Regions from separate parts of the Homo sapiens genome. Here region 1 is linked to region 2. Evidence: read pairs that join two places in POLR2A ChIA-PET (ENCODE). Cell type or tissue: Panc1. All regions are shown on one strand. Each heading gives the region's core, and the rest is flanking DNA. Links, peaks and the distances in the headings are about the cores only. Region 1 overlaps CNKSR3 (CNKSR family member 3). Region 2 overlaps CNKSR3 (CNKSR family member 3).

Region 1 (12,659 bases), core at 2,251-10,250, 61 kb after region 2:
CCTCTTGTCACACATGATAGGATTTCCTTTTCTTCTTTTTTTGTTTTGTTTTGGTTTGAGACGGAGTTTCACTCTCGTTGCCCAGGCTGGAGTGCAGTGCCGTGATCTTGGCTCACTGCAACCTCCACCTCCCAGGTTCAAGCGATTCTCCTGTCTCAGCCTCCTCTGAGTAGCTGAAATTACAAGTGCCCGCCACTACGCCCAGCTAATTTTTGTATTTTTAGTAGAGATGGAGTTTCACCATATTGGCCAGTCTGGTCTCAAACTCCTGACCTCAGGTGTTCCGCCCGCCTCAGCCTCCCAAAGTGCTAGGATTACAGGCGTGAGCCACCATGCCCCACGAGCATTTCCTTCTTTTTTTAAGGGTGAATAGCATTCCCTTGTGTATATACACCACATTTTCCTTATCCATTCATCTGTTGATGGCTGGGCTGTTTTGAAAAATGCTGCAGTGAACATGAGGGTGCAGATATCTCCTCAGCATACTGATCTCATTTCCTTTAAACGTGTATCCAGTAGTGAGGCTGCTTTTTAATTTTTCAGGAAACCTCCGTAGTGTTTTCCATAATGGCACCACTAATTTACATTCCCACCAGCCGTGTGCTAGGATTTCTACATTTCCACATCCTTATCACCACTTACCTTTTGTGTTTTGATAGTAGCCATTCCAACAGGTGCCAGCTGTCATCTTACTGTGGCTTTGATTTGCATTTCCCTGATGATTAGTGACACTGAACATTTTTTCATATCTCTGTTGGCCATTTGTATATCTCCTTTTGAGAAATGTCTATTCGGGGCTGGCTGCAGGGGCTCATGCCTGTAATTGTAGTGCTTTGAGAGTCCAAGGAAGGAGGATCGTTTGAGCCCAGGAGTTCAAGACCAGCCTGGGCAACAAAGCAAGATCCTGTCTCTACAACAATTTTTATTTTTTAAAACCAACTAGCTGGGTGTGGTGGCACGTACCTGTTGTCCCAGCTACTTGAGAGGCTAAGGTGGGAGGATTGCTTGAGACTGGGAGGCTGCTGTGAGCCTTGATTGTACCACCGCATCCACCCTGAGTGACAGAGTGAGACCTTGTCTCCAAAAAAAGAAAAAAAAAAAAAAAAAGCAAGAGAGTAATGTCAATTCAGGTCCTTTACCCATTTTTAAAATCAGGTTCTTTGTGTTTTGTTTTTTTTTTTTTTGCTGTTGAGTTCTTTGAGTTCCTTATATACTTTGGGTATTAACCCCTTATCTGATGTATGGTTTGCAGATATTTTTTAGGTTGACTCTGCCTTGTCAATTATTTCCTTTGCTATGCAGAAGCTTTTTAATTTGATGTAATCCCACTTGTCTGTTTTTGCTTTTGTCACCTGTGCTTTTGCAGTCAGAGCCAAAAGATCATTGCCCATAACTGAGCCTATTGATTATACTCCAGCTGTTTCTGTTGGCATTGGTCAGTGTAAAATTTAAACTTGGTTAGATTTTTTTGGATTTCTCAGAATATGATGCTTAACATTCCAGAGGCGCTAATTCCTTGTAGGTAATTGATGGAGTGCCTGTCAAATGCTTGCTCTGCCCGCTAATTGTTGCATAAGATAAATGTTGGATTCTGAAGGAGAGAGAGGTATGGACTGTGAGGTGGGAGCCTGGGAGGGTAGGTGGGATTTGCATTGGCGGATGGGAGCATGTATGGTAGAGGAGATGAATGCTATTCTTCAAACACACTCGCCCACAAAACATAGATAGACCACCATCGGGGAAGGGCGGTGTCTTAGATAAGGTTTCCTAGAGCAGAGTCTTAGGTGTACATCCTTGTGAAAGCAATTTTGAGGGTATGTGCTCCAAGTAAAACTGGTAAGGGAGAGAGAAAGGCAGAATGATGACGGGGAGGCAGCAAGGATGCCTCTCAGGTGCAGCGTAGCCTTGACCTACTATGCAGGACGAAGCATCCTGGTGGAGCCACACAGCTCCGGGTTCTGGTGGCCCTGCTCGGGCGAGGCAGCTCCGTCAGCTGAGGGCCATTCTTCTGAGAAGGGGCAGCTGTGTGCTTTAGCAGCTGACATTCCCAGCAGCGGGGGGTGGTAGTGGCGGTAGTGAGACTCTAGATGGGCTCCAGAGCTTCTACCAGAAGAAATGAGTAGCTCAGACTCTGTGGAGCTGAGGGTGGGAGATAAAGTTGGACTGGTTGCCTGAGACTATATTGGCAGGTATGGAGTGCCAGGCTGGGGAGCATGGGCTTTCTTCCACAGGTGACAAGTTGACAGCTGCTTTTACATTAATACCTCTATTACTCAGCTAGGCCTGCCATACGGGGTGGTAGAAGTTCAAAGTCAAGGAGTCAGTGGAGATGGCTTCATTCTGAGGACCCTCTCCTTGGTGTGCAAATGGTGGTCTTCTTCCTCTGTTCTCGTGTGGTCTTCCCTCCATATATGTCTGTGTCTTAATCTTATGGGACACCAGTCATGTCAGATTGAGCCCACCCTAATGACTTCCATTTTAACTTAACCACCTCTTTAGAGACCCTATCTCCTAATACAGTCACATTCTGGGTACTGGGGGTGAGAATTTGAACACAGGAATTTTAGGGGACACAGTTCAGCCCATAATAACATCTAAACATAAGAACCACCAAAAGGGAGGCTGCTGTATAAGGGTAGCTACAGGGCGATGTGGTCCTGGGCAAGGCTGGTGATGGGTGATTCAGTGAAAGAAAGACTAAGAATGCTGGAGGCCACTGGGAAGCACATCAGAAGGCCTCAGGAAGCAGCACAGCCTAGTGGTTATGAATGTGGCCTCTGAGTTGAACCACTTCAGTTCAGATCCCAGCTCTGCCACTTACTAGCTGTTGTGGGACCCTTAGTCAAGGTATGTAATCTTTCCAAGCCATGCTCTTCTCTTTAATAGTGTTGACTATTCGAAAATGTTTTGGGGTAAGGGTGAGAAAGGCCAGCAAGGCTAGGGAGAAGCAAGTGTCCAATGTGACAGGGAACCTGCGTGGTGACAAAAATTGGAAAGTCAGAAAAGAGGCCATTTGGAAGGAAGAGATGTTAGGTATTTTGAGCATAATTGAGTTTGAGGCAATAGAGGAAAACTCACATGGTTATGTTCAGAACATGAGTGAAAATAATTTTTAAGTTCAGGCTAGCGTTGGTCCCTTGACTTCTGGAAATTCACTTAAGAAGAGACACTGCGATGTTCTCTGGTTTGCCTACTTTCCTGCCAAGTCCCTCTAGCTGCAGTTTGGGGAAGAGGTGCTGGTGAGAGACAGAGACTCCTAATTTTGCTTGTGACACAGGGAGATAATTACCATCAAAATGCAGACACCATTTTATAGCTTAGTTACCAGGTGTTCTTGCGATGTGCCCAGGATATTTTCAGAATATAAACTCTGGTAGACAAATACTCTGCAGACTTAGTCCCCAGCCCTGGGGGTTTCTCTGTGTTCCATTCTTCATTATTCTTTGTACCTGGGCACCCACCCTTCTCAGAAGAGAGCTCTAAGTTGTTCAACATCATTACTGTTGTCCTATCATAGAAAAGGCATTCACCACTCTGTTTTGATGCCACACTCCTGGGAAATGAGAGTTACTGATATAGAAGTAATTATCAATATGTGTGTTTTCAGGGAGCATCAATTTTGTGGAAATGTTCTAGTTTACTTTTGCTTCTAAGATTTGGAGAATCTGGATCCTGGCCTCATGTTTTCAGATATGGTCCGAAATTGACATGTTGAGATGTCAATCAATTACAAATTGAGTAGAATTGATAGATTATGCATTAATGGCCACGGTTTAAAATATGGGGGTTCTACTCTGGAAGACTGAAAGCTCAGTCCCTGCCCCTGTGACTTGGTATCTCTCCTGAAAATGAGCTGTCCTCTGTGAATCTCCTGGTGGCCATGTCTAGCTCCGTCACACTGGCTAGTCAGTCCTTTCAATCCTTAGAATCAGGTCACAGTTTCACTTCAGAGATCTCTTCCATTACAACCAGGCTGGGTAGGGTTGAAGGGTAGCTTTTTGTTTTCGTTTTTGTTTTTTTTGGTAGAGACGGGGCTTCATTATTTTCTCTAGGCTGATCTTGAACTCTCGAGCTCAAGTGATCTACCTGCCTCAGACTCCCAAAGTGTTGGGATTATTACAGGTGTGTGCCCACACGCTGGGCCTAAGGGTACCTTTTTATGTCTGCCCAGGGCTTGGCACAGTCTCACTGGCCTTCACCAAATATTTCCCTGCCTTGACTCCAAGATTTCCTTGCTGTTCTTTACCAACCAGAAAAATCATTGTTGTCATTGTTAGATTGTAGAAGGTAAGATTGAAGTTCTCACATGAGATATTAAAAACCATGTCCTTTGAGACCAGTATCATAGTTCAAACTCAGCCATGTGGATTTGAAGTTAAGATTAACTCGTATATATGAATGCATATATGTATAAATAGTACTAAAATAAACGGTATAAGGTTGTGTATTTTCTATGGGAAAGCAGTGTCCTAAGTTGTTTACATGTGTTACCTTACTTAATTCTCACAGCCACCCTATGTTGGTGCTATCCTTGTCCCTATTTATTCTCATTTTATAGATGGGGCACAGAGACATTGTGTGACTTGCTCAACAATAAACAGCTAATAAGGGCTGTGCGTGGTGGTTCACACCTGTAATCCCAGCACTTTGGGAGGCTGAGGTGGGCGGATCACCTGTGGTCAGGAGTTTGAGACCAGCCTGGCCAACATGGCAAAACGCCATCTCTACTAAACATACAAAAATTAGCTGGGTGTGGTGGCACGCACCTGTAATCCCAGCTACTTGGGAGGCTGAGGTAGGAGAATCACTTGAACCCAGGAGGCACAGGTTGCAGTGAGCCAAGATGGCGCCACTGTGCTCCAGCCTGGGAGACAGAGGCAGACTCCATCTTAAAAAAAAAAAAAAAAAAAATGGGCAGCTAGTAAGTCTAGCCAGGATCACATCCAGAGTTCCAAGCAATACTCCTAGTCAATAGTAGCACTGCTACTGATTGCTTTTTCTTTTCTTTTCTTTCTTGTTTTTTTTTTTTTTTTTTTTTTTTTGAGACAGAGTCTCACTCTGTTACCCAGGCTGGAGTGCAGTGGTACACTCTTCGCTCACTGCAACTTCTGCCTCCTGGGCTCAAGCAATCCTCCCATCTCATCATCCCAAGTAGCTGGGACTACAGGCGTGTGCCACCACGCCTGGCTAATTTTTATATTTTTTTCGTAGGGACTGGGTATCGCCATGTTGCCCAGGCTGGTCTCGAAGTCCTGAGCTCAAGCAATCCATTGTCCACCTTGGCCTCCCAAAGTGCTGGGGTAACAGGCAAGAACCGCCGTGCCCAGCCTTGCTAGTAATTTTCATGAACTAACTCATCTAATTCTCACTGCAGCTCTATGCAAGAGATATTATCAGTATCACTCCTTTACAGAAGAGGAAAGGGAGGCCACAGATGTTTAAGTGATTTGCTCAGAGCTAGAGTCATAACCCTGGCACCTGGCTCCTAAGCCTCTGCTTCTTGCCACTATACATCGTCATTCAAATCCCTCAGCTCATTCTAAGGTTTCAAAGAAGAATGTAAGTTAAATATTGCCAATATCTGTAAACACATGAATGACCTCAGTCCCTGTTCAGACACGGGGTTGGTGTTGGTTTGGGGGAGGGGAAATAAACACCAAGAATCATCTCTGAATTGATCTCCACTCTTTGCATTGCTGTGTTACTCCTGTTTCAGACCTCACCTCCACCCGCGACAACCCAGTCCCCTGAAAGCACTATGGATACCTCACTGAAGAAGGAGAAGTCAGCCATCCTGGATCTTTATATTCCTCCTCCGCCTGCTGTTCCCTACTCTCCCCGGTATGTTGCTGTCCATTGTCATGGTATGCTTGTCTCCTGTTGGTGTCATTTGTAAATGGTGGTGTGAAAAGAGGATCTTGAGAGAGGAAGTTGCTGAGCCACAGTGTGACAGGGCTGAATCTTGAACTGCCGTTAAAAGTATGATCAGCCTTATTTTATAGGAGTGTAGGGACATATCTGGGTTCTGTGGGGCTTGAAGCTATACAGTTTGGTGGGGAGGGCCCTTCTGAGAAAAGAATATGGCAGTATTGGCCAGGTGTGGTCGCTCACACCTGTAATCCCAGCACTTTGGGTGGCTGAGGCGGGCAGATCACTTGAGCTCAGGAGTTCAAGACCAGCCTGGGCAACATGGTAAAACCTCATCTCTATAAAAAAATACAAAAATTAGCTGAGTTTGGTGGCAGATGCCTGTAGTCCCAGCTACTCAGGAGGTTGAGGCAGGAAAATCGCTTGAGCCTAGGAGGTGGAGGTTGCAGTGAGCAGAGTTTGTGCCATTGCAATCCAGCCTGGGTGACAGAGCGAGACCCTGTCTCAAAAAAGAAACAAAAGGATATAGCAATACCTTACTTTTGAAAAACGAATGAAAACGTGCTCTCCTGGGGCCTTGGAAGGGTCTATTGGGGGCCCTGCAGGTTAAGTTTCATTAACTCCATGGTAAATTCATCTTGAGGGGGTAGATAATAAGTATTTCTGTGAGATTAATGAGAGTTGCAGCTTGATTTTGCTGAGAAAGATGTGTTCTTCATAGAACTTGAAAAAAAACCTATGTGGCCAGGTATGGTGTCTCACGCCAATATTTCCAGCACTTTGGAAGGCCAGTTCAGAGGATTGCTTGAGCCCAGAAGTTCAAGACCAGCCTGGGGAATATAGTGAGGCCCCATCTCTACAAAAAATTTAAAAAATTAGCTGGGTGTGGTTGTGTGCACCCGTGGTCCTAGCTACTCAGGAGGCTGAGGTGGTAGGATCACTGGAGCCCAGGAGGTCGAGGCTGCAGTACAATACACCATGATCATACCACTGCACTCCAGCCTGGACAACAGAGTGAGACCTAGTCTCAAAAACAAAAAAACAAAAAACAGAAAAACTCAGACCTTGTGAGTGTAGGTATGAACATTTCATATTTGTGTGTGTGTGTGTGTGTGTGTGTGTGTGTGTGTGTACCATAAATTCTTAAAAAGATAGTTGCTTTCTTCATGGCTAACTTGAATACTGTATGGTATAATGAGGGTGGTATATAGAGTGTACAGGATGATTTAGGTGTGATCTAGGCTTATTTTTATCAACTCACATATTTATATATGTTGATAAAACTAGACAATCTGGCTCATTTATTCAGCATATCTTTCCTGAGTATTGGGTCTGGGTTACCCTCTGACACAAAACAGACTCGGTCTTTGACCCTACAGAACTGCCAGGGTCTTATTCAACAATTCAAGCATATATTGAGAAATATATGATTAGGTTATAATATTTCATAAAACAAAGTTCAGGCTGGATTTTATTACAGTGACATTTTACTTTCTATCAGAATTTTTTGTTTGTTGGTTTTCATTTGAAGCTGAGGTATTTGCTTCATTGTATTTCTTCTGCATTGGGTGCAGAGATTCAACATTGTTTTCCATTTCCTTGAGTCTTGGCTTACTCAGAACTTATTATAGCGTGTAGAGAATGTACCTCAGGTGATCGGGGCATTCTGGTTTGCAGGATCTTAAGTGTGTTTAAAGTTACAGGTAGTCTTTCCCTCTGCATATAGAGAGCATGACATTCCACTACTAATGTGTGGATTGTTCTATCAGAAACTGGAGGAAGGCACCCTCCCTTGATCCAGAATATTCTTGTCTGGGTTCCTGGAGTAGTGGCAAGAAAAGGGGTGCTGTGTACATAGTGAGAGATAAAGGAACCTGGGGCTAGGAGGAGAGCTGGATTAAACTGCTCGGGAAGACGCTTTTGAGAGTGCACACACACCACTCATGAAGGATTTTCTGAGGAATGAAAAATGGGAATGGATTACTGAGAAACAAGTCATGAGTCATGAAAGCTTTGTGAATGGGGAGTTATATGCCCGGTTTAAAGGTATGGAAGGAGATATATTTGTGGGTGGGAGGGGTAGGTGGATGCCATCCCACCTGGGAATACCACACACAGACATGGCTGATTAGTAGATTGCTTTGGGACTCAGTTGATTCTGTATTTTGTCTAGCAGTTTTTGTCCTGATTTGCCTAATGGAATTTACCAAGTGCAAAAAAACTAAGCAGCTGGTAACTTGGACTCAAATTAATCCTACAGTTTAAACTGACATGTAGATAGAATTAGAATGGAATCAGTGATCCAACTTTTGCTGGTTTTTGTAGTATTTGATTCAGAAAAGAATCACTCTCCATTGGTTACTATAAAGGTTCCTTTGTATCTTTTGACATGGTTTTCAAATCTAACAACTTCATAATATATCAAGTCTTTTTTGCTGGATTTTGGCAGAGATCCGACTCTTGGCATGAGCAACGTGGTTCGCTAGAGCATACCTTAATGTGTGATTGCTGTAGTAAATAGGATATTCAGCTACACACAGAAGCACAGGAAAACTAGAGCTGTCTTTTCAAAGCTATATTTGTTTGGATATTAAAAAAAACCCTGCATTTACTCTTCTTTTTTTTTTTTTTTTTTTTTGAGATGGAGTCTCGCTCCATTGCCCAGGCTGGAGTGCAGTGGCATGATCTCAGCTCACTGTAACCTCCGCCTCCTGGGTTCAAGCACTTCTCCTGCCTCAGTCTCCCAAGTAGCTCCTGCCACCACACCTGGCTAATTTTTGTATTTTTAGTAGAGATGGGGTTTCACCTTGTTTGTCAGGCTGGTCTTGAACTCCTGACCTCAGGTGATCCACCTGCCTTGGCCTCCCAAAGTGCTGGGATTACAGGCGGGAGCCGCTGTGTCCGGCCTGCATTTATTCTTATTTCATCACGTCATGGTATTTTGCTTATTTAATAGGATCTGTATGTATTTGAGCGGCAACTGGGGTTGACAAAAGGAATGCTTTTCCTCCAGTGGAAAAGGAGAATTTAAATTATCTTCTGTGTGCTGGAGGTAGCAGCACTGCTGGAATTCTTCAGTATGAGAACATCTTTGTAAACAACTTAATTATTGTCCATATTATCTTCCAGGGATGAGAATGGCAGTTTTGTTTATGGAGGGTCCAGTAAGTGCAAACAACCATTGCCTGGTCCTAAGGGTTCAGAGTCCCCGAATTCCTTCTTGGACCAGGAAAGCCGGAGACGAAGATTCACCATTGCAGACTCGGATCAGTTGCCTGGGTACTCGGTGGAAACCAACATTCTGCCCACAAAAATGAGAGAGAAAACACCATCTTATGGTAAGTTTCAAGTGTTTGTTTTGTTCTGCCGTTGGCCTTGACTTCTCCTCCCCGCCCCCTGCCTTAGTTGGAACTGTTGGATGAATTTGGCAGACTTCAAGAGTAATCTGAGGAAAACATAAACCTCAATGAAATTCTAAGTATGAGACCTTTATTCATCTCTGTCAAGCGGATCCTTGTTGAGTCATTACTCTGCCTGGCATGAAAGCCCAACTGGGTGAGATCATGTTACAGTTTTAACTTTCAGTGCCTGGGTTTTAGCTTTGGAGTTGCTTTGCTCTGTAGACTCACAGGCTCAAGTTTAATGTGCCTCTATCTTAGTAGCACTCTATTTCCTGCTATGGAAATACAGTGCTTTAAAATACTTTTATTTTAAAATTTGTTATTGCTTCTGTCTAAGTGGGTGTGGTATTGTGAGGTCTAAGTTATACATAAAGGGAACGGTTCACTAAAGTTCCAGAACTCATCAAACTTGTCACCTTCTTTCTCGTCCCTCTGAAGGCAAGCCACGGCCTTTGTCCATGCCTGCTGATGGGAACTGGATGGGGATTGTGGACCCTTTTGCCAGACCTCGAGGTCATGGCAGGAAAGGTACGTTTCATCCAAGCAAACCAAGGAACAGCAAATGGGGAGTGAACAGCCCCAGGGCCTGGTTTCACCTCTGTTTCTAAATGTGTTATAATAAGTAGACTGAGTACTTGGCCTTTCTGAGTCCCGTTTTCTCATCTGTAAAATTAGGACTGCTGAAGATCTTTAAGATCCTACTTATTTCTAGAATGGCAAAATTATATAATCCTAGTTAGTGATTGTAAATATCCTAATTAGCATTGAGTGCTGTAAAAAGGCTATAGACTTTAATGGTCTAATTTTTATTCATTTACTTTTTAGAGACAGGATCTTGCTCTGTTACACAGGCTGGAGTGCAGTGGCGTGATCATACCTCACTACAGCCTTGAGCTCCTGGACTCAAGTGATCCTCCTGCCTCAGCCTCCTGAGTAGCAGGGACTACAGGTGCACGCCACCACGGCTGGCTAATTTTTTTTTTTTTTTTGGTAGAGACAGAGTCTCAATATGTTGTCCAGGCTGGTCTCAAACTCCTAGCTGTAAGTGGTCTTCCTGCCTCAGCCTCCCAAAGTGCTGGAATTACGGGGATGTGCCACCATACCCAGCCAATAGTCTAATTTTTTAATGAATAGAAATAAATTATTCATTAAACAATCTTTTTCAAAATTTATTTTTAAAAATTGAGATGGGGTCTTACTATGTTGCCCAGGCTGGCCTTGAACTCCTGGGTTCAAGTGATCCTCCCACTTCAGCTTCCTGAATAGCTGGTGTTACAGACGTGTGCCACCATGCCCAGCTTTCATTAAACAATCTTATTCTAAATTTTGTTGCTTTTATTTTTGGAGTCTGTTTGATTTCTGATGAACAAACATGGATTTTTTTTTCTTCCAAGTCCTTCTTATGTTAGAAGGCAGTTACTATTTGAAAAGAAATTTGTGTTTAATTCACCCTGTAATCAAAGTCCCTGGTTATTATGCTGGTCTTGAGTGAAATGTTTTAAAACATTCTCATTTTATTGCCAGATTGCATTTGATTGTCATCATTGGCAGAACATTATAACATTGTTTTTGCAGTTGTTGAAACAAAGGGCAGTTGAAAAGTTAAAGTACAATAGGCTTTAGATAGTAAAAGGAAGAAGAAAAAATTCTGGAAGCCTAACCTTCCAAAGGGATTGATTGACCCCTGACCCTTTCTAGGGACTTGGTAAAGTTTGTCACCTAAGTACCCATATCACCTGTATTATGCTAAAGTGAAAAAGGGAAAGATGCCTGGGTACCTACCATTCAGGATCCCCTTAGTTAACGTGTGAGTATCCATGGAGCAGTCAGCAGGTGGCAGGGCTGTCCGTTGTTTAGATTTAGACACGTTAACATCTTCCTTGCCGTTCATCTGAGCCAGGGTTGAGCCTTTTATTTATTTTATACATGGAGAGATGAAGTGTCAGGGTTATGGGGTGTGAAATTGGGAAATGGAAAAATACTTGTTCCCTCCACTCCTCCTTGCATATTTTTCTTGCATGATTGTTTTGGAATAAAGGTATCTATCTATACACAGCCACTTAAAAAAATAACAGTTTTATTGAGATATAACTCTTTGCATGAAATTCAGCTTTTTAAAATATACAGTCAGGTGGGTTTTAGTATATTCACGGAGTTGTACCCCAGTTGCCACTATTCCAGAACATTTTTGTCACTCCAAAAAGAAACCTTGTGCCTTTTAGCAGTCACTCCCAATTCCGTCCTTCTTCAGCCCCTGACAGGCACTCATCTACTCTGTGGATTTGCCTGTTCTGGACATTTCATATAAATAGACTTATGCAACATGTGGCTTTTTGACAATGGGCACTTTTTCAATGTGACTGTTCCCCTTTCATTACAAAAGCAAAGCAAGTACATTGAAAAACATGGAAGGCATGAGAAAATAAAACTCAGCTGGAATCTGTTTCTCTGACCTAAGAAATAATCACTGTGAATGTTTCGTGTGATTTCCAGTTGTTCCTGTATTTACATTTATATACTTAGAAAAATGTGCAAAATGGGAGAAGTTGGCCAGGTGCGGTGGCTCACACCTGTAATCCCAGCACTTTGGGAGGCCAAGGCAGGCGGATCACGAGGTCAGCAGTTCGAGACCAGCCTGGCCAACATGGTGAAACCCCGTCTCTACTAAAAATACAAAAATTGGCCAGGTGTGGTGGTGGGCGCCTGTAGTCTCAGCTATTCGGGAGGCTGAGGCAGGAGAATCTCTTGAACCTGGGAGGCGGAGGTTTCAGTGAGCCCAGACCTCTCCATTGCACTCCAGCCTGGGCAACAGAGTGAGACTCCGTCTCAAAAAAAGGGGAGAAGTAAATATTCAATAATACTATGTAAAAATGAATATTATCTACACCATATTTGAAAAGAATATAGCCGTATTAGAATGCCATCTTATGGCTCTAGCGCCTATTTATTCAACGTGCCACTGTTGGAAATTTAGGTTTTTTTTTTTTTTTTTTTTTTTCAAATTCTAAAATTTGAAAAAGGCTAAAATTTTCTAAATTCTAAAATTTAGAAAACTTAGAATTTAGAAAATTTAGAAAATTCTAAAATTCAAATTCTAAAATTTGAAAAAGGTTTCAGTAGGCTAGGTGTGGTGGCTCATGCCTCTAATCCCAACACTTTGGGATGCTGAGGCAGGTGGATTGCTTGGTCTCAGGATTTCGAGACCGGCTGGGTGTGGTTGTGCGCACCTGTAGTCCCAGCTACTTGGGAGGCTGAGGTGGGAGGATCGCTTGAGCCTGGGAGATGGAGGCTGCAACTAGCTGAGATGGCACCACTGTACTCCAGCCTGAATGACAGTGAGACCCTGTCTCAAAAAATAAAAATAAGCATAAAAATAAATGTTTCAGTAAG
Region 2 (12,659 bases), core at 2,087-10,086:
TCATGCCTGGCTTTAAAAGAAATAGTAATTGCGAGATATGGTGGCACATGCTCAGTGAACTGTTTTAATCTGGCTTTCAAGGAAACTGGGCTTTATGGGATTATAAGGAGGTCAAGAACGTGGTATATCTTCTGTTGGATGTAAAATTGATGTTTATAGTTCAGTAGTGTCACTTCTTTGATAGTGGGCAACCAGGGACACGCTCACATGATGGTTAATAAAGGCTCTTCAGACACTAGATTTAAATTCTGCATTCATCCATGTAGTAAGCATTGACTAATTTAATCGCATGGAGAATGAGCCAGGGAGACAGCTTTGTTTTCCTGTATCCATCCTGCTCATGAGACTCCGCCGCTCTCAAAGGCTTTACCTGCCTGCCTGCGGAAGTCACACACACCAGAACAGGTGCCCCACCTGCTGTAGGGGGAAAGCAGAGCCAGTCTGGGGCAAAGTAAAATAACCCGTGTTGAATCCTCACTCTAGCACTCAATGGTAGTATGACCTTGAGCATTTAGCCCTTCGGAGCTTGCTTTCACATCTGCAAAGTGGGCATAATAATACATCACATGGCTGTTATGAGCATTAATGAAACAGCAGGAGAGAGTGCCCAGCTTATGTTGTGGAATACAGAAGGGCTCAGGAAATGGTACTTGTTATTTAGACATTTAAAAGAAAACATTCCTTTTCATGAAATGAGACGGCCCCAGCACCAGACATCTGGTGCCTGGTTCTCAACACTGTACACCATAGATAACTTTCCGTTCCTGACAGCCAACAACGAGAAAGTTTACTTCCCCCAAAATTGTTCTTCTGGAATTACAGCCATTCTGTGATTTATTTGCCTCTGTTCCTGCCCCACAAGGGCCACTGCAGTGCAGTTAAACCCCCAGTCTGTTCAGGGGCAGAACTAATCTTAACCACCGTGTGAGGGAGTCTGGGGGCTGGGAGAAACTCACAGTGTACAGTTACAGTAAGTTGCAAGAATAAAATCTCACGTGACTCTGGGACAAGTTTTAAATTTTAAAGTCTCTTCCAGGTGCTTTCTCTGGAACAACAACAACAAAAAAGTTAAAAGCTCACGTAAAAGGACACTTTATTTTTTTTAAAAGAGCCATCTTGAAATATGTAAGCACAAACATTTCCCAATAGAGACGTCCATAATTTTCGTTCTGTGTTGCACATTCTCGTCTTGAATTGTAGTGGGGGGCCTCGATGTGTGCAGTAATTATTGTCAGTCCTTGGTTGACTCATGCATTCCTAGCTGTCGCAGTGAGATCTGTGTTTATGTGAAATATGGAAACGATTTTTACCCCCGCTTTCTTTTGTGCTTGAGTTTGGATGGAGCAGCTGAATGCTCTTTCTTTGTTATTTTTAGGGGGTCTTCAGTTTTGGAGCTCTAGTTTAGGCTTGAGGAGGGCCAGCTGTCAGCGTGGCTTGGGCTGGTCTTTATGAGATCTGGCCTGTGTTTCTGCAGTTAGAACCTGATTCTGAATCCAACTCCCTTCCACCGACATGGGAGGCTCTCACTTCTACAATTTTATTTGCCTCACATTGAAAACAGAATGGAAACTCAAGTAACAGTAGTGGAATCTGCACTGAAAGAATATTTTTTTTTTTTTTCTCTGAATCCATCTCCTTTATTGGGAGCCATTTGTCTTGAGTCCTGGCCACTTTTTTCCTTTTTACTTCCAAATGACTTTCTGTTTGGGTGTTCTAAGGATGGGGGGGTATAGGCTGTGTTTTTAAAGCTCAGAGTTTAACTACAGAAAAACAAAACCAGAAAAGAATATGTTCCTCCCCCTTTTTAAACAATTTGTCCTCCTTGGAAAGAAAGTTTTACTATGTAGAATTTAGGAAATGTTTGTGAAAATGATCACAGGCTGTAAAGGAGTGTCCAAGCTGCTTTCATTGTGGCCAGCATGGCATTCTCATGATATCTGTAGCAAGCCTTTAAGTGTCTTGGCAGATAGAGTTTCTTCCTTCACAGCATAATGTTTTTCCAACTGCAGTGTTGTAGCTGCTTCATGTGCCGTGATACATGGCTAGGTGTCAAGATAGTTTTACAGGGGGAAGAACCCAAAAGGACTTTTAAAAGATGCAGGTTTCAGGAAAAAAGGAGAGTGATTTTTACAAAGGGAGTTTTAAATAAAAAGGCATTTGTTTGTGCTTTCTTCATGGGCAGACCTTTTCAAAGATGGCATTGTAAAAAGAGGATGTGCATTTCATTCCTTTATTAACAGAGGCCCTAGAGGCACGGCTGTCTTGAAGGACCTGGGGCTGCTGCTATGGAGATGAGTGTCACAGCTCCGGGACTTTAAGGAACTCCACTTTGCTCAGGCGTCAGACACATGAATAAACACGGTGCAGTCCAGAGGGGCAGAAGGGAGAAGTGATGAATCTTGCTGGTGAGGAAGCTGGTGCGTGGTTGGTGTCCAGAGAAGGCCTCAAAAAGGAGGAGAAGCTTCTGGGGAGCCTTGGAGGATCAGGAGGAGTTGGCCAGACCAGATAGGTGTGTGGGTGATGCTGTAGGCAGAAGAAGAGCAAATGCAAATGCATGGAGTGTGGAAGCAGCGAGGTGTGTTAGGAGAAGGAATCCCAGCTCCCGAGGCTGGAGTGCAGGTTGCAAGAGGAGGACGGGCGGAGGAGGAGCTTGGCCAGCAGGCCTCGGGCCAGCTTTGGGAGGCCTTTGCTTGTCATATGGTCATGTCATTCAGGCTGTACTCACCTTTCTTGAGAGGACTTCTTGGATAAGTGCCATTCTGCAGCCCCGGTGCCTGCCTTAGCCTTCTTCCAAGCACTTACCGCCTGCCCTGTTCTGGGTTTGTGTGTTCGCTGCCTCTCTTCCGTCATAAGGACGGAAGCCCCAGCAGAGCAGGACGTTCTTCTGTGATGGCTCCCCTGGTGCCTGGCGGTGAGTGATGTTAGGGGATTTGGACTCATCTTTGTAGTGAATGATGGGAGGATCACTGAAGGTCTAAATCAGGGGAGTCACATGAGTGCATTTGGGTGTTTGAAGAGCAGTGTGGATGGCAGGAGAGCTGATGACAAGTATTTAGGGAGAGCCTCCATGCACATTGATTGGGAGTCCATTAGCAGTCCTGCTCTTCAGGCTACCTTGGGTGGGCCCAAGCTTTGCTGGCCTAGTTAATTACCAATAGCTAGTATCAATGTCATTCCATCAGTGACATTTTGAAACTACTAGAAATTACAGAGAAGCAGCCAGACACCGTGGCTCACTTCTGTAATCCCAGCACTTTGGGAGGCTGAGGCAGGTGGATCATCTGAGGTCAGGAGTTCGAGACCAGCCTGACCAATATGGTGAAACCCCATCTCTACTAAAAATACAGAAAAAAAAAAAAAATTGCTGGGCTTTGTGGTGTGCTCCTGTAGTCCTAGCTACTCAGGAGGCTGAGACAGGAGAATTGCTTGAAAGTGGGAGGCAGAGGTTGCAGTGAGCCGAGATTGTACCACTGCTCTCCAGCCTGGGTCACTCTGCTCAAAAATAAATAAATAAATAATAAAAATAAAAATTACAAAGAAGCTCAGAATTTTTTTTTTTCACTCTGCAAAGCTGATAGCTGCCCAGGTATTCCAATAAAAGCCATGATGTTATAATGTTACAATCATTTTTGATAGTTCAGTGATTGAAAAATCTGAAGGAATTGTCTTTTTTTGAAATGCTTTGAAATAAAGTTGGTTCTTTATGTAAAAATAGGTTTTTTTAGGTCCTTAAATTGGCTTCAGGACATCCTGACCTCACAGCCATGTGCATTTCATAGTTGGGCTATTTGCAAAGTTAAAAGAAGATAAGAAAGTAGACATTCTGCAGTTCTTCTGAGAGAATTGATATGATGTCTCATTCTGTTTGCTGGGCCCATGAGGGAATGAACTGTTTCATATATAGGGATTTTCCTGATAACCGAACCTTAAGACCTGGTTTAAGGTCTTTAAACCTGGATATTTTTAAGACCTGGATATTTTTAATTTTTCCCTGTAGTTTTGGATGGAAACCTTTCTAAAATAAATTTTTAACTTTTTGGGCTTACAGAGTACATTCAACCTGAGTTAATGATTTCTTCATTCCTTGCTTATGAAAGAATGAATTATTCAGAATCACTGAAGTGTGTGGTTACCATAATGACAGGGCCTACCGATACTCGTATGACTACTTTGCCGAGTGACCCCAGAATGCCATGTTTTCTAAGTTACTGTCCTTGGCTTTTAGGTAACCGATGCTCCAAGTAACACACACTGGCTCCTCTTTTGGATTTACTAAACTTGTCTCTCTTGAAGGCTGGGAAACAAAAGAACTTTTCTGCTTTCTAAAATGAGAACAAACAGGCCTTGGGTGAAGGTCTGTCTTTTTTTTTTTTTTTTTTTGAGACATAGTTTCGCTCTTGTTGCCCAGGCTGGAGTGCAATGGCACGATCTCGGCTCACCGCAACCTCCGCCTCCTGGGTTCAAGTGATTCTCCTGCCTCAGCCTCCCAAGTAGCTGGGGTTACAGGCACCTGCCAGCACGCACAGCTAATTTTTGTGTTTTTAGTAGAGACAGGGTCTCGCCATGTTCGCCAGGCTGGTCTTGAACTCCTGACCTCGGGTGATCCATCCACCTTGGCCTCCCAAAGTGCTGGAATTACAGGTGTGAGCCACCGCGCCCGGCCCGAAGGTCTGTCTTAGAAGGCCTTAAGTCAAGCGAATGTACTTGATGGCATAGGTTTTATCATATCTTTAACATTTCAAAGAAGGAGGACTCATTTTGTTTTTTCAAGTCTTTCTAACGCTGAACCATCCATATCCGAAAAAAAAAAATGATATTATTACTTCTGCTGGCATCACTGCTGGGTTTGCAGGGTAAAAACAACACCCCCAAGCCTTCTTACACTGTTTGCCTAGAGGTCCCCTGGCTTGCCTTTTGGTTCCAAGTTGTGTGAGGTGAGGTGTTACTGTACTTAAGGTTTTTTTATCATCTTTGACAATGGTGGTTATTTATTGGTCGTCGACCACGTGTAAGGCACTACAAACAGCACAGGGAAATGACTTCTTTCTAGAAACTTACATTCTAGTTTGGAGGAGGACGTAGTGGAGCAGAGCTAGCCACAGTACTTGGAATTTGTCAGAGGTGCAGCAGGGTGGCTCCGCCCCAGGAAGGCCTAGGGCTGGGGAGTCCTCCTGTCCCCAGAAGACTGACATTTGACTGAGAGTGCAGCTTTCAGGGGGACTTGGATGGAGCTGAGAGGGAGCAAGAGGCCCTGGGAAATGCCCAATAGCAGAATCAGCCCCATCTGTCAGCGGGTGGCATAAGGTGGCCAGAACACCACACCTGAGTTGAAGCTTGTCTATACATGCCGGTGGGTAGGGAGGACAGCAAGGGCCGCAGCAGATGGAGGAGGTGACCATTTCCACCGGGGAGGGGGCGTGAAAACTTCATGGATGAGGGTGGATTATTGCTGGGTCCTGCCTAATGAGCACAGTGCTGGATTGGAGAAGGGGAGGGAAGGGCGCCCAGGGGGAGAGATGGTGGCCAGGAGGGACGAGGTGGAGAAGGGCCAGGCGTGTGTTGTAACTCTGAGGTGCTGGCTTCTTAGCAGAACTTGTTCTACCTCCCGGCTTCTCTGGCTGAGCCTCCCAGTGGGAAGACAATGGGTTCTGGAGTCGGATGGGCCTGGACCTCAAGACCAGTTCTACCACTTTTTAGCTGTGTCATCTTCAGCAATGTCCCCAGTCCCTCTCCATCAGCTTCCTCGTGTACAAGGGAGATCAGGAGTGATCTTGCAGACTTTTCAGAAGGAAAAAACAAGACTTAGATTTAACCATGAACAATGTAAACATAGTATATGCTCAGTAAATGGTGATTTCCTTGGGCCAGCTCTTCCGCAGGGCCCTGGTCTGGAGCCTCCTGAGGCCCGCAGTCTCTGCCCAACTTTCTGACTCACTCACAGCCACTGTCAAGTCAGCAGGCACAGGAGGAAAGGCATGACCTCATCTTCTTCCCACACTTCTCCTCTCTCTTTTGTGCCACATTTTCTGTCTAGTGTAGAGTTTGAACCTGGTCCAAACCCTTGGCACCCTCTTTGGCTAGTTTTTGCCTTTCATGTGATGTCGTAGTCCATCATCTCATCCTGTCCATTTCTTTCTCCCATGACACTATAGTCTACGGCTGTGCCAGGGGCACACCACCCCACATCCGGATGGCCCAGCTGCCTTCCCAAGGGCATCTCTGACTCTAGCAAGCCCCCGTCTATCTTGCACATTCTTTAGACCCTGCTGAACTCAATCCTTCCACGGTCCTTTACTTTGGCCATATCTTTCCCATCTAACCTTGTTTTTGTTTTCCATTAGTTCCAAGAACAATAATAGCTAATATTGATGTGTGCTGGGTATGTTGAAGGACTTTATATTGCCCCCCCCCACTTTTTTTTTTTTGAGACGGAGTCTTGCTTTGTCACCCGGGCTGGAGTGCAGTGGTGCGATCTCAGCTCACTGCAACCTCCGCCTCCCGGGTTCAAGCGATTCCCCTGCCTCAGCCTCCCGAGTAGCTGGGACTACAGGCATATGCCACCATGCCTAGCTAATTTTTTATGTTTTTTAGTAGAGACGGGGTTTCACCATGTGAGCCAGGATGGTGTTGATCTCCTGACCTCATGATCTGCTCACCTCAGCCTCCCAAAGTGCTGGGATTGCAGGTGTGAACCACTGCTCCCAGCTGTCCCATTTTTTTTTTTTATAACCCCATGAGGTAGGTGTGATAACTATTGCCATTCACAGTGACTCACGCCTGTAATCCCAGCACTTTGGGAGGCCGAGGTGGACGGATCACAAGGTCAGGAGATCGAGACCATCCTGGCCAACATGGTGAAACCCCGTCTATACTAAAAATACAAAAATTAGTTGGGTGTGGTGGCACGTGCCTGTAATCCCAGCTACTTGGGAGGCTGAGGCAGGAGAATCATTTGAACCAGGGAGTCGGAGGTTGCAGTGAGCTGAGATCATGCCACTGCACTCCAGCCTGGTGACAGACCAAAACTCTGTTTCAAAAAGAAAAAAAAAATAGTGGAGAGAACTGAGCATGGGAAAATTAAGTGATTGTCTAAGTTGCACAGCTAGTCAGTGTTTGAATCCAGGCGACCTGACTCCAGACCCTATATGTCAGACCCACTCTGACTTCACTGTCTTCTAGATGCTCTGTAAGAGCCGGGCTCTGTCGTTCACCTCTACTCGTTACCCTGTAGAGTAGACACTCCCTAAATGCATGCGCTCACTGTACAACGTCCTCATTCCTCTTCTGTGCCTTGTTTATGCCATTCTCCCCCAGCATCGTGGCAGGAGGTGGAGGCAGGGGTCATTGCTCTGAATGTGAACTCAGACAGCTTGGGCTTCAGATTTCAACCACTTTCCAGGTCACTCTTTTAAGCTACAGTTTCACCCTAAAAAAATGGCGATAATCATTGTGCCCACCTCCTGGAGCTTGTATGATGAACACATCAAATTTTGCGAGTCAATGCTTTAGTCCTATGCCTAACGCATAGAAAATGATAAACTAACAATAGCCCCACTAGCTCTATCATCTAACTTTGTCCATTATTTTCTGGCCCCTTTCAACGTGTGTGTGCTCTCTGGCACTTGTCTAACGTCTTCAGCTCATAATGAACTAGATACTTGTTCCTGTTTGACCATAGATTAGCTGTGTGACTTTGAGCAAGTTACTACATTTTATAAGCCTAAGATGCACCATGGTGATCACGGAGGGTTCTTTGGGGACTGAAGGAGGAATGTGTGTATCATGGTAAGCACTCAGTCCATTTTAGTTTCTTTGCCTTCTTCCTTCCTTCATCACCAACTTCCCTCCACTGACCAGCAGGCCCTCCATAAAAGCTCATTGATAGACTCGATACCTCACTTAGTTTAGAAGAAAGGGAGGTTCCTATTGTATGGGATAGCCTGGGTTGTAGTCAGTTAGCAGGGAACTCTAGAAAGTTGTAGAGTCCTGCCCTGTACGTTTTTTTGTTGTTGTTGTTTTGCTTTTTTTTTTTTTTCCTTTTAAAGATGTACTCTTAGTGGTAGTTCTAAGTATGGCCAGACCTTATAAAATAAAAAAAAATTTATACAATTTTGACATCCTCTGAACTCATCCATTCAGCAAATAATTCTTGAATATCTCCTCTGTCCCAAGAACTGTTGTAGCTGTTGGCGGCATGATGTGGACCAAAACAGTCGTGGTTTTTGTTTTCATGGGGTTTGTTGTTGGGAGACAGACACCAGCCATCCATAGAGTAAACTACATAGCGAGATGTGCTAGGAAGGGAAATGATAGGTATCCCGAGATACGAAATAAGGGGGATTTAGAGTTGAGGGCCAGGGAAGTGTTCCCAGTGAAAAGGATGTGTGAGCAGAGATCTGAGGGCCCAGGAGGAGTACCCAGGTACAGAGGCAGTGGAGTACCTTCAGATTTAATCATCACTCCTTTTCTTTTAATGTAATATACTATTTAGTATTTTATTAAGCTTGGATGATGACAGATGATAATTATTCTTAAAATCTGGAGGCATCCAAATATGCTGTCACTGGCTGCTTTTATCTCACTATAAATAGTACGTGTGTTGGGCTGGGTGAGGAAGGCTGAATTGTATTTAAGCACAACCAGTGCATTGTGTGTGTGTTTTTTTTAAATTATACTTGGGGCCAGTTCTGTCAGTAAAGCCCATCCAGGCACTTTGTCACATTATGGATAGCGCTGTCTGGGCTTGCCTGCCCAGGGCAGGTGCTCTTTATTTTAATTTGTATTACGTATATTTGCTCTGAAAGTTGTTTTTGTTGAAACTTGAAAAGCCAGGTGCTTGCAGCTAGAGAATGGGCAGACTTATTGGAAATTTGCTGAACAAGGTTTGTTACCATGAAGTAGGGACACCCTCAGCCAAGTGTAATGGGCTATGTAGAGAATTGTCCATCAAAACCCCCAGTATGATGGCCACTATGGAACTGGACTTCTATTTCAGGACTGGCATTTCCTGAAGCGTTATGGCAGGGTCTCTCAAAGTGAGGTGCCTGGGATAGTAAAGAGATTACGTTATAAGAGACACAAACGTGACAGGGAACTACTGTGTCACTGATGGTTCCAGCACCTTGCTGTCCAGTCTGTTTGATGAGGTCAAGGAAAGATTCTCTCTGTAGCTGTCATTTTTCCAGCACCTTTTATTTGCAAATTTTTCTTTTAGCATGAATAAGCAGGCCCTGGGAGACAGTTCCATCTAGCTAAGTTTGCTTTGCTTTCATATTTATATTCATGTTATTTATTTATTGAGAGGGAGTCTTGCTTTGTTGCCGTGGCTGGAGTGCAATGATGCGATCTTGGCTCACTGCAACCTCCGCCTCCTGGATTGAAGCAATTCTCCTGCCTCAGACTCCCCAGTAGCTGGGATTGCATGCCTCTGTGCCACCATGCCTGGCTACTTTTTATAATTTTAGTAGAGATGGGGTTTCACCATGTTGGCCAGGCTGGTCTCGAACTCTTGACCTCAAGCGATCTGCCTGCCTCAGCCTCCCAAAGTGTGCATTCATGGTATTTCTATTTATGGCAAGCAACACATATTTATAGCAGTGACTTAAAGGTTCTTATAAAAATGAAATTAAAAATGAATTGATTTGTTAAACAAGTAAATAAGTAGAAATGACACTCAGATTTGGTAAAATCATGAGGGTAGTACTTGAATGACTGAATGACTGAAGTTTGGGAATACTGTCTTGGCGTAATATGGATTTTTTTTCTTCCACTGTCTGGTATTTAGTTTCTGTTTCTGAGGACCTACTTAAAATTTGGATGTTAAAATCTGATAACACAATAATACACTACTTCTTACCCACTATTATGGCTATACTAAAAACGATGGATGATAACTAGTGTTGGTGAAGATGTGAAGAAATTGGAATCTTCATAAATTGCTGGCAGGAATGTAACATGGTGCAGCTCCTCTGGGAAACAGTTTGGCAGTTCCTCAGAATGTTCAAGAGTTACCACATGACTCAACAGTTCCACTCCTAGGTATATCCCCAAGAGAACTGAGAACGTACATTCACCTAAAAACCTATACATGAATGTTCATAGCAACATTATTTATAATAGCCAAAAAGAGGAAACAAACCCAAGTGTCCATCAACTGATGAATGGATAAAAATGTGGTATATCTATACAATGGAATATTAGTCAGCCATGAAGAGGACTGAAGTACTGGTGCAGGCTGCAACATAGATAAACCTTGATCACCTGATGATATATGAAATAAGACAAAGATAAAAGGTTGCATATTGTATGAAATGATTTATATGAAATATTCAGAACAGGCAAATCATAGAGATAGAAAGTACATTCGTTCTCAGCACTTTGGGAGGCCAAGGCAGGTGGAGTTCCTGAACTTAGGAATTTGAGACCAGCCTGGACAACATGGTGAAACCCTGTCTCTACAAACACAAAAATTAGCTGGGCATGGTAGCTTGCATCTGTAGTCCCAGCTACTTGGGAGGCTGAAGGTGGGAGGATTGCTTGAACCTGGGAGGCAGAGGTTGCAGTCAGCTGAGATTGCACCACTGCACTCCAGCCTGGGCAATGGAGTGAGACCCTGTCTCAAAAAAAAAAAAAAAAAAAAAAAAAAAAAAGGAAAGAAAGTAGGTTCTTTATTACAGGAGTTGGGAGAATAAGAAATAAAGAATGATGGCTCGTGGGTAGGGTTTCTTTTTGGGGTGATGGAAATGTTCTCAAATTACAGTAGACCCTTGAACAATGTAGGTTTGAACTTCACAGGTCCACTTATAAGTAGATTTTTTTTTTCAGTAAACGTACTGGAAAATTTTTTGGAGATTTGCAACAATTTGAAAAAACTTTGTAGTCTCAAAATATCAGAAAAAATTAAGAAAAAGGTATGTCATGAATGCATAAAATATATGTAGATATAAATCTGTGTGTTAATAGACTTTATGTTATCTGTAAAACTTCTGGTCAACAGTAGGCTATTAGCAGTTAAGCTTTGGGAAAGTCAAATGTTACACATGGATTTTTTACTATGAGGGGGTTGGCATGCCTAACCCCAAGTTAGTTCAAGGGTCAGCTGTAGATAGTGGTGATTGTTGCATAACCTTGTGGAAATACTAAAATCCACTGAATTGTACACTTTAAAAGAGAAAATTTTATGGTACATGAATTACATCTTAATAAGAAAGATCTGGTAGCAAAAGAACATAGGACTGGTGATAGAAGGCTTTTTGTGGAGGTGTTGTCTAGCGTTGCCAATGGAATGGGACTGGTGTCATCGTCCCACTGTTTAATAGGATGGTGCTTTTCCTGATGGTGCCCACGTAGCCTTTGGTGCCAAAATCCTATTGTAGGCTGACATGAGCAAGCTCCAACTGGCTGGACAAAGTGTAATACTAGGTTTTTATCTTCACAGTAGCACTCTGAGGTCTCTGGATTATTCATATATTTATTATTCATATGCGATGATGATGGGGGAGGAGGGCTTAAAGTTGGGTGGTAGAGTAGGGGCCTGAACCCTGGTCTTTATACTTTCTTTCTACTATTATTTGTAAACAAACTATCACGCACTTGAGAGGTAGCCAATCAGTTGCAAAATGGGGTTGAAGATGAGAAAGTTCAGTCTTGCCAGATTAACTTGCTTATTTAAGGATTTATGCTAATGAATTTTTTCTTTGATGCCAGTATAAATATTGACTCAAGATGTCATTAACAGCAATAATAAAGTACTCTTTAATTTGCAAAGAACTGTCAAACACAGTACTTCGTTATTTTCTTACTTTATTTATTTATTTAGAGATGAGGCCTTGCTCTGTTGGCCAGGCTGGAGTGCAGTGGCACGATCTTAGCTCACTGCAGCCTCTAAGTCCTGGGCTCAAGCGATCCTCCCACTTTAGCCTCCCAAAGTGCTGGGATTACAGGCATGAGCCATTATGCCCACCCTATCTTAGTATAAAGCTGAGGAAACTGAGGTCTAGGGATTAAGCAACTTCTGTACACAGAGAGGAAATCAGGAAGTCAAGCTGGTTCTTAAGCCCAAGTTGTCTGACTCTGTGTCCGCTATATTTGAATTTTTCCATAATGGCTTCCTGTTGCTTTGGTGTGTGGGGAGGCGTTCGTTCTTCATTCATTCAGTAGTTATTTACTAAGTGCCTCCTAGAATCTGTTCTAGGAGGTGGAGAAGATACTGCAGGTAATAAGACAGATGAGATCCCTAATTCTACGGTGCAGATGTTTTAGAGGAGGTGACAGACAGGAAGCCATTATCCTAATAGAGTCGGTAATTTCAAAAAGTGTTGTCTTCAGAAGGAAAAAATTTAAAAGGCAGTATGATAGAAGTGACTGTGATACAAAGGTGGACTTTTTTAGGTTAGATGGTCATGGTGTGTGTGTGTGTGTGTGTGTGTGTGTGTGTGTGTGTGTATAAAATATATATGGGCTGGGTGCAGTGGCTCATGCCTGTAATTCCAGCCCTGTGGGAGATCAAGGAGGGTGGACTGCTTGAGGCCAAGAGTTCAAGACCAGCCTGGCCAACATGATGAAACCTCATTTCTACTAAAAGTACAAAAATTAGCTGGGTGTGGTGGTGCCTGCTTATAATCCTGGCTGCTTGGGAGGAGGCTGAGGCAGGAGAGTTG

What was found. Peaks named below come from ENCODE experiments on the same cell type or tissue, not always from the same donor. Only the 100,000 strongest peaks of a DNase experiment are listed, where the experiment ranks them.
Region 1: POLR2A ChIA-PET joins it to region 2 with 10 read pairs; 3 of 35 experiments call an interaction of 5 or more read pairs at or near these places.

Annotation. Positions count from the first base shown.
Region 1 is chr6:154,407,481-154,420,139 of GRCh38, reverse strand. CNKSR3 (CNKSR family member 3) reads left to right here. Exons shown (of 13, transcript NM_173515.4): 10 at 5,717-5,841; 11 at 8,998-9,206; 12 at 9,708-9,797. Among named protein-coding and RNA genes, the nearest start is that of IPCEF1, 57 kb to the right of the region's middle. In Panc1, for the core only: no CTCF peak of the experiment used is centred there; a DNase peak (open chromatin) is centred at 9,409; H3K27ac peaks cover 446 bases.
Region 2 is chr6:154,468,179-154,480,837 of GRCh38, reverse strand. The region is part of intron 1 of CNKSR3 (CNKSR family member 3); the gene reads left to right. Among named protein-coding and RNA genes, the nearest start is that of CNKSR3, 36 kb to the left of the region's middle. RefSeq lists a silencer at 3,706-3,906. In Panc1, for the core only: no CTCF peak of the experiment used is centred there; a DNase peak (open chromatin) is centred at 5,852.